2 separate regions of the Homo sapiens genome follow, and region 1 is linked to region 2. Evidence: chromatin contacts called from ENCODE Hi-C or POLR2A ChIA-PET data. All regions are on one chromosome and are shown on one strand. The core of a region is the stretch at or near the end of the contact, and the rest is flanking DNA. Distances in the headings are between cores, read along the strand shown. Region 1 holds the start of SNF8 (SNF8 subunit of ESCRT-II). Region 2 holds the start of LINC03057 (long intergenic non-protein coding RNA 3057).

Evidence for each region. Hi-C counts contacts between places; a loop is a spot of excess contacts on that map. ChIA-PET counts read pairs that join two places held with the same protein, here RNA polymerase II (POLR2A). Pooled maps may share reads with other maps.
Region 1: a pooled map shows a loop between it and region 2 (2.1-fold over the local background). The contact joins the promoter of SNF8 here to the promoter of LINC03057 in region 2. A Hi-C loop is called at or near these places in 1 of 50 pooled maps. POLR2A ChIA-PET finds 5 or more read pairs at or near these places in 3 of 52 experiments (HEK293T, Panc1 and activated CD8-positive, alpha-beta T cell).

Annotation. Positions count from the first base shown.
Region 1 is chr17:48,941,823-48,946,439 of GRCh38, forward strand. It overlaps SNF8 (SNF8 subunit of ESCRT-II), which reads right to left and starts at 3,020. Exons shown (of 8, transcript NM_007241.4): 1 at 2,859-3,020; 2 at 2,103-2,153. The coding sequence starts at 2,912. RefSeq lists a silencer at 2,733-2,962.
Region 2 is chr17:48,645,125-48,649,730 of GRCh38, forward strand. LINC03057 (long intergenic non-protein coding RNA 3057) reads right to left here and starts at 1,728. Exons shown (of 2, transcript NR_186590.1): 1 at 1,481-1,728. LINC02086 (long intergenic non-protein coding RNA 2086) reads left to right here. Exons shown (of 8, transcript NR_189645.1): 1 at 1-1,238. RefSeq lists enhancers at 1,265-1,933, 1,372-1,421, 2,312-2,521 and a silencer at 1,642-1,821.

The DNA.
Region 1 (4,617 bases), core at 1,770-4,269, 300 kb after region 2:
TGGGACGACAGGCATGCACCACCACACCTGGCTAATTTTTGTATTTTTAGTGGAGACAGGGTTTCATCATGTGGGCCAGGCTGGTCTCAAATTCCTGACCTCAAACAGTCCATCTGTCTCAGCCTCCCAAAGTGCTGGGATTACAGATGTGAGCCACCGCACAGGGCCAATCAATCAATCAACCAATATAAATTAAAAAAACAAAAAACTTTTGAGTCATGAACCTCCCTGGGGATCAACTCCAGATAAAGAACTGCTCTGGGACTGTAATTTGCCAGATTCCATTTCATGTTAAATACAAAAGACTTGGGGATTTTCTGACTTTGTATTACCCCTTCTCTTTTCCTAATTAACAAGGACCATCTTCTATCCCACCAAAAATAAGCACTCCTAGCCCAATATTTATTTCTCATATAAAACTGTTAGAAACCTCCACATTCTTAGGCGGAGGTTGCAGTGAGCCAAGATCACGCCACTGCACTCCAGCCTGGGCAACAAGAGCGAAACTTGGTCTCAAAAAAAAAAAAAAAAGAAACCTCCACATATTTTAATCACCATTTTCAGTTGATTCCTGCATGCCATCTCCCCTGTGAGTGGGTGCTTTTGAAGAGCACAGCCTGGGTTTACTATTTTTCCTCAGCTCACAGCCCCATTTTCCTGCTTAACGGCTTCCTCCACTTCTTCCCCAATCACAATCACTGGGTAAACTCGGAGCACGTACAGAGAAGGGAAGGGCTGGAAAAGAAAACTGCACAGGAGCTGCACCCCCCATCACTCACACACTGTCCTGGTATGTGCCTAGATGTCATGATGGTGGTGTGGGTGCCACAGGTTAGGCAATATTTTCATTTTATTCTGAGGTATTTAAAATGAAAAGCCCCAGAGGACCTAAATCAATAACAGCTCTACCACTTACTACCCATATAACCTTGGATATATTACTTAACACCCCAGTGTCCTCAATTTCTGCCCACCTCGGCCTCCCAAAGTGCTGGGATTACAGGCGTTAGCCACCGCACCCGGCCTTTTTTTTTTTTTTTTTTTTTTTTTTGCTTTTTTTTGAGATGGAGTCTTGCTCTGTCCCCCAAGGTGGAGTGCAGTGGCATGATCCTGGCTCACTGCAACCTCTGTCTCCTGGGTTCATGCAATTCTCCTACCTCAGCCTCCCCAGTAGCTGGGACTACAGGAGCCCGCCACCACGCCCGGCTAATTTTTGTATTTTTAGTAGAGACGGGGTTTCGCCATGTTGGCCAGGCTGGTCTCGAACTATGGACCTCTGGTGATCAGCCTTCCTCAGCTTCCCAAAGTGCTGGGATTACAGGCATATGCCACAGCACCCGGCTCTCAATTTTAAACTCAGAATATGGCCGGGCGCGGTGGCTCACGCCTGTAGTCCCAGCACTCTGGGAGGCCGAGGCGGGTGGATCACCTGAGGCCAGGAGTTTGAGACCAGCCTGGTCAATATGGCGAAACCCTGCCTCTACAAAAAAAAATAACAAAAATTAGGGCCCGGCACAGTGGCTCACGCCTTTAATTCCAGCACTCTGGGAAGCCAAGGTGGGCGGATCACGAGGTCAAGAATTTGAGACCAGTCTGACCAACATGGAGAAACCCGTCTCTACTAAAAATACAAAAATTACCCAGGCGTGGTGGCGCATGTCTGTAGTTCTAGCTACTCGGGAGGCTGAGGTTGGAGAATCACTTGAACCCAGGAAACGGAGGCTGCAGTGAGCCGAGATCGTGCCACTGTACTCCAGTCTGGGCAACAGAGCAAGACTCCCTCAAAAAACAAACAAACAAACAAACAAACACCTCAGAATAATAGGGTTCCTTCCTTATGGGACTGTAATGAGGATTGAACAAGACAGTCTATGTAAAGAAAATAGACAAATGCCTGGGACGTTACAAGCATGTAATCACTCAAAGATGTTAGCCATTATTGTTATTAGCAAGTCACCTAAAAGATCTCAGCGGCTCAGAAATCAAAATTTGCCAAACACCCTATTTCTAGTTCAATCTACACAATCAAGTTCGTATCCAAGGTGTCTTGGCCAGACCTGGTTAGGTCTCCCTCCCTGCCTGGGGCCCCCCAACCGACTTACCTGGGCTAGCTGGTCCTCAGCCAAGACCGTCCCTCGCTCCTTATACTTGGCCTGTCAGACAAAGAGACCAGCATAAGTTAAGAGAGTGGGCGCTGGAGGCCAGGCGCGGTGGCTCACGCCTGTAATCCCAGAACTTTGGGACGCCGAGGCGGGCGGATCACGAGGTCAGGAGATCGAGCCATCCTGGCTAACACAGTGAAACCCCGTCTCTACTAAAAATACAAAAAAATAGCCGGACGTGGTGGTGGGCGCCTGTAGTCCCAGCTACTCAGGAGGCTGAGGCAGGAGAACGGCGTGAACCCTGGAGGTGGAGGTTGCAGTGAGCCGAGATCGCGCCACTGCACTCCAACCTGGGCGACAGAGCAAGACTCTGTCTCAAAAAACAAAACAAAACAAAAAAACACAGAGTGGGCGCTGGGTTCCCCCATTTGTGCTGCCACAGCTTTGGGATGAAAAGAGGAGGATCTCTGTAAATTGTTTTCTTAGGGAGAAGGATAGGGTGAAGGAGTAGAATCGACGACTGTAGATTTGTGAGTAGAATCCCATTTGTAGTTAAACTTGGGTAAATGGGAGAAAGGGCTGGGCATCTGGGAACGCTGCCAATCCACCGGAAGCTGGAGAAATTCTGTGTCCCGGGGCCGAGAAGCCAGTCTCAGATTCTGTTGGGAGGTGATTAACGGGTAGGACACTGCTCCGGGACAATTCAGTCTCGCACGGGTCAGGGGCAGGTTGTGGGTCGGCCTTCTTCCTGCTCACCTCTGCAAGTTTCTTCTTGGCGATGGCGCCAGCTCCCACCCCGCGGCGGTGCATCCCCACCCTGGGCCCGCGGGCCGCCCGGCTGCCGGGACCCCGGGTCTCCACGTCCCGGACTCCGCCGCCGGCTCCCCAAGGCGGAAGCCCGAGCCGCGCGTCATCTGCACGCGCCGGAAGCCACGAGCCGCATTTCCTGCCGCGAGGCTGAGTGTCTCCAGTTCCTACCGGCCCGGCGACCCCGCCTTTAGCTAGTGGCCAAGATTCGCAAAGCCTCGCGGCGAGGAAAGCACGAGTATTCAAGCGCGGCTGAGGCCCTCCTTGGCTAGTGCTGGGACATGGAGCCCCGGCAGCCAAGGCCAACCTTGTGCATTCCACCCACGTAGGCGCCTGGGGCCCTGGTCTTCCTCGACTGCCTCTCCACTGCCTGGAGGTCATCAAATGCCCCTGGACCACCTCCTACGTGCCACACGCTGTGTTGGCCATCCAAGGTTCCATATTGAGCATAAAACAGCCCTCTGCCCTAAAGGAGTTAACCTGTTGGAATCACATACAAAGGATTCTGACTACCAAGCGCCTTGAAGTTAAGTTGAACTCTGAAGACAGATTGCCTGGCTACAAAGCTCAGTTCCACTACATATGGTCCAGGAACTTAAGACAAATTATTTTAATGTCTTTATGTTTCACTATCCGCTGTAGTGAAATAGAATAATACCTACTCATGGCCTGACGCGGTGGCTCAAGCCTGTAATCCCAGCACTTCGGGAGGCTGAGGCGGGCGGATCACCTGAAGTTAGGAGTTCGAGACCAGCCTGGTCAACAAGACGAAACCCCGTCTCTACTACAAATACAAAAAAATTAGCAGGGCGTGGTGGTGCGCATCTAATCCCAGGTACTCGGGAGGCTGAAGCAGAAGAATCGCTTGAACCCAGGAGGCGGAGGTTGCAGTTAACCAGGATCGCGCCATTGCACTCCAGCATGGGCAACAAGAGCGAGACTCCGTCTCAAAAAAAAAAAAAAAAAAAAAAAAGCAGTAAATTATATAGTGCAATGCCTGGCACACAAATAAATATCATTTATGATTGTTATTCATTGTTTGAGATAAAATCAGTCATCTGTAGCCGGGCGCGGTAGCTCACACCTGTAATCCCAGTACTTTGGGAGGCCGAGGCGGGTGGATCACGAGGTCAGGAGTTCAAGACCAACCCGGCCAAGATGGTGAAACTCCGTCTCTACTAAAAATACAAAAAATTAGCCGGGCGTGGTGGCTGGTGCCTGTAATCCTAGCTGCTCGGGAGGCTGTAGCAGAGAATTCCTTGAACCTGGGAGGTAGAGGTTGCAGTGAGCAGAGATCTTGCCAATGCACTCCAACCTCGGTGACAGAGTGACTCCATCTCAAAAAAAAAAAAAAAGGAAAAAAACGAAAAAGACCCAGGTTCCTTAAGCGAACCAGGAGGTGGTAGTTAGGCTTCTCCACATGGAAACCCCTTAGTTTCACTGGCCATGGCCAAAAACCTGCAGTTGCTTCCATGTTTGGGCGCTGCCCACCAACGGTCCTGGGTTGGAAAGGAAGACAGAGAGAGGGAGAGATTCCCCTTTATGGAGTAGAAAGGAAAAGGAAAAAGGGGGAAAATAAATCCCAAACTTTGGGCTTACATTTTCCTCCTGGCTGGCTCGCCAAAATATGTTAACGGTGGAGGGTGTTCCAGGTTCTTGGGGTTTTGCACAAACAACTGGACAAAACGCACAAACAAAGCAAGGAAGG
Region 2 (4,606 bases), core at 478-2,977:
CCAAAGGCTATATGTTTGGGGTGGAGGAGGCTTCATCCCTTCTGGACTGGAGAAATGGGGACTTGGAGCCAAGTGCGCCAGACTTTAGGGAAAGAGAGGAGCTCCAGCTCCAAAAGGGATTTGGAGGGAAGATCCTATCAGGAAAGGCCCCCCAGACTTGCTTCCTCAAAGGGTTAGGGAAGTGCACTGAGAAAAGAGAACTTTCACTTAACTCTTCTCCATTAGGCATCTTTGTGCTTCCATTTGTACTGGAAAGCACAGTCCTGGGCAGTCAGTTGCACATTCCGCCTCTGGTATGTGGACTATGTGAAATATACCATGCAATGTTCTACTTTGCGAGGGGGGAGGCATATAGATGAAAATATGAATTTCCCTTCTACTGCCTTTATTATTGAGCACAGTTGGGAGCACATAATTTCACATCTCTTTCGCATGTCTGTATAAATCCTCAATCTTTAAACGGTGCTTGACTACTCCGAGAGGCACAGTTGCTGTCATATAAGATTCCTAGCCGACTCCGGCGAGTTACTAATTCCTCTCAGACTCCACAATACCCACGATGCACGATGCACACCCCTTTATGCTTGCTTTTCTTTACATGCCTTTTCAAAGGCGAATAATTTTTGTATTGACCCATGAGTCAGTCCATACAGTTTGAAATCCTTTGGATGCCCTCTGCCCACTCCCATAAACAACAGGTCCCTCCACAAAAATGCACATGCCCCGTTTTTGTGAGTGTGGGTTTCAAATAAGATGGCGTCTCCTGGCATTCCTTAGATTCAGATACACGCTCTCTCAGGCAGGAGGCTGCTCACAGTCCAGAGGGGAAGAAAACCTATGAGGCCCCCAAAAGCCAAAGCAAGAGACTCCCCCAAGTATTCTGCCCCCTCCACGCCAGGAGGCAGCTAGAGAGACAGCGCGCGGGAGAGCTGATTCTGCACCTTGGGGAGCTGGGGGCTTCTGTCTAGACCAAGAGTTCCAGGCCAATTCCTAATTTCCGTTAGGAAAAGTGGCCCTTCTTCCATCCCAAGCGATTCCTCACCCCCAAGGCTGCTCAGGGCGTCTGGCCCTTGCCTCTCTCACGGCATCCGCCTGGAATCCGGGGTTGTGAGCAGGAGGCCCAGGACGCAGGGCCTCAGGCTGGGCGGGGCACTGAGCACTCGGCTCTGGGGAGCCAGGGTTTCCGGTAGAACGAGGGGAGGCGACCCCCTTTCCCCACACACACACCTGTTGGAGAGGTAGGGTCGGGTGCCAGCGGACAGGGAGGCCAAGGCGTTTTCGGGTGCGCCCCGAGGCCCTACCCGGGAAGCTGCCTCGGTCTGGAGATCAAGGTTAAGCCGGTGGCCCCGGGAAGCCCACGCCTGCCACGGGCGGTTGGTCCTGAAAGCTCGGGCCACGGGGCTGCCCAGCTTGGAGAGGGGCCTTTCACGCCGCAGTCCCCAGCTGCGAGAGGAAGGGCTGCGCCCGCCTCCTCACCTACCTCTCGGAACCACGCCGTCCCCCGCGCGTCTTCGTAGACTGCAGGAGTCCAGGGCGTCTGGGGACTGTGACGGCGCCCAAGGCGGGGGATGTGGCGGCTCTGGGTCGCCGCCTTCTGCCCCCGCCTCTGTGAGGCCTCTCGAGGCAGTGTCTGTGTCTGGGGCAGCGACGCCGACGGCGCTGGGGGCGCGAAGGGGCTCACGCTCCTGCGTTCCCCTGGCGCCGGTGAGTGGCGGGCGAGGACAGGGTCCGGGAGGGGGATAGGCGAGAGCGCTTCCTGCCTCCGCCCGGGCGGGGCTCGGCCGTCTCACCTGCCCCCACCCACGGCGCCGTCGGATCCCAGAGCGGCTGGTGAGGAGATGGGCCTGGCGCGCCGCGGGGAGGCCAGAGGCGCGGAGGAGCAGCGCCCAGATGGCCGGAGAGAGCAGAGAGAGAGAGAAGAGAGAGAGAAGAGAGAGAGAGAGAGAAGAGAGAGAGAGGGAGAGAGGCAGAGAGGGAGAGAGGGAGGGAGAGAGGGAGGGAGGGAGGGAGGGAGAGAGAGAGAGAGAGAGAGAGAGAGAGAGAGAATATGAGAATATGAGAATATAAAAGGCAAGAGAGAAGCAGATCCAAGGGCGCGCCCAGAGAAACATCAAATGCACAAATAGACAAAAGAGGTAGAGGAGAAAGCTGAGTCCCAGGGGCTGAAAGAAGCCATGGGCGTCTGAAGCGAGCGACAAGTTATCCTTGGGAGTTGGAAATGTGAGAGGGAGGGGCGAGGCCGAAGGAGGCTGAGAAGGGGAGGGGGCGCTCACACCCTGGGCGGGAGGCGACTGATCCACACTTAGGGCTCCGAATCCGGAGAAAGAGAGCGCCGGACCCTCCTCCGCCCACCTCCCGCCCCAGCCGCAGCCCAGCGACTTCCCGCCATCCTCGGCCACCGAGCGGCTCCTGCCTGGGGTTGTTCGACCGGGATGGCTGCACCAGGCTGAAGGTTGTCCCTCTACCTGCCTCCTTTCTTCTGTTCCCTGTGCCTTACATGGGTTCCTCCCTATTCTATGAACCCAGAGGGAACGACCTTGGCCAAGGTTAGAGAAGGAGCTTGAAAGTTTCACTTTCCATCTTAGCCCTCAGGACGCCTTTGCGTTTTGGCCCTTCGTTAGCGTGCTATCCTGGAATTGCAGGCTCTTCTCTTTATTTCTGAGACCCAAATAGAGGTTTAACCTCCTTAAAATCAGTGAAACTACGACAAACAGTGGCATTCCTGGCTGTCTGGTCTCTAAGGAGTGCCCCCCCTCCCTGACCTCAGCCCTGAGACCCTGCTTCCTCCTCAACCTGCATGGGACTGGGGACACCCCCTCACAATCCAGTCCCTTCCTGCAGGTGGTTGTCCAGGGGGCATGTAGAGGTGTGCCTGAGCTCTGTGTCCTAAGCCTGGCTCTGCCACTGACTTCAGCCCCCACCCCTTCTCCTTTTAGGCCTCAGTTTTTCCTCTGTAAAATGGGCAGAGTGATTTTACAAGTGATTTTACCAAGTGAGAACTGTTGAAATATCTTACTATAATTGTGGATTTGTCCATTTCTCCTTTCAATTCTATCATTTTCGGTGCTTCATATATTTTTGAAGCTCTGTTATTAGGTGTGTACATTTAAGGTTGATGTGTCTTCCTAGGTGTGTACCACATTTAGATTTAGGATTGATGTGTCTTCTTTTTTGAGATGAAGTCTTGATCTGTCACCCAGGCTGGAGTGCAATGGTGCAATCTCGGCTCACTGCAACCTCCGCCTCTTGAGTTCAAGCGATTCTCCCACTTCAGCCTCCCGAGTAGCTGGGACCACAGGTGTGTGCCACCACGCCCAGCTAATTTGTGTAGTTTTAGTAGAGACGGGTTTTCACCATGTTGGCCAGGCTGGTCTCGGCTCCTGACGTCAGGTGATCCGCTTGCCTCAGCCTCCCAAAGTGCTGGGATTAGAGGTGTGAGCCACGGCTCCTAGCCATGATATGTCTTCTTATGCTTTGCTTCTGCAGCCTCCTCTCATTTGCAGGTTCTGTTGAGCTTGAACCGCTGAGAGAAAAATGCATCCAAATGGGAATTTTATTCTATATCCACGTAAACATGAATATAGAAATATGACAAAACTAAATTTTGCTTCCAAAATGTTTTTGTTTTGTTTTGTTTTTGTTTTTTTGTTTGTTTGTTTTTTCTGAGACAGAGTTTCGCTCTTGTTGCCCAGGCTGGAGTGCAATGGCACAATCCCAGCTCACCGCAACCTCTGCCTCCCGGGTTCTCCTGCCTCAGCCTCCCTAGTAGCTGGGATTACAGGCATGTGCCACCATGCGCAGCTAATTTTTTGTATTTTTAATAGAGACGGGGTTTCTCCATGTTGGTCAGGCTGGTCTCGAACTCCCGACCTCAGGTGATCCGCCCGCCTCAGCCTCCCAAAGTGCTGAGATTACAGGCATGAGCCACTGCACCCGGCCAACGCCCAGCTAATTTTGTATTTTTAGTAGAGATGGGGTTTCTCCAGTTCGTCAGGCTGGTCTCGAACTCCCTACCTCAGGTCATCCGCCCGCCTCAGCCTCCCAAAGTGCTGGGATTACAGGCGTGAGCCACCATGCCCGGCCCCAGAATTTTTTCTATTTGGGTCTATTTTTCTACTTTTTCTTCACTTTTTGTTGATATATAGTATTATAGAACCTAATATTAAACCTCTGGCTCAATATATTTTTGCATAGATCCCATCTGTGTAACCACCACCTAGATCAAGATGTTTCCGGCTTACCAGAAGGCCCCATTGTAACTCCTACCAATCAATAGCTCTCTGGTCAATCCCTCCATACCCCCTAACAATTATTTGGCTTTCTATCACCATAGATTAGTTTTGTCTAATCCTTCAACTTCATATAAACATAAGTATGTATTCTTTTGTCTGGCTTCATCTGCTCAGTATTACTTGTGTGGGACTCATCCATGGTGTTGTATATGGCAGCAGTTCATTCATTTTATCATTGTGTCATATTAGTTGTATGAATATATTACAATGTATTTAACCTGTTTGGCTCTTGGTGGACTTAAGGGTTATTTTCAGTTTGGAGCTATAATGAAAAAGCTGTTATGAACATTACATCTGTGTCTTTTGATGGATGC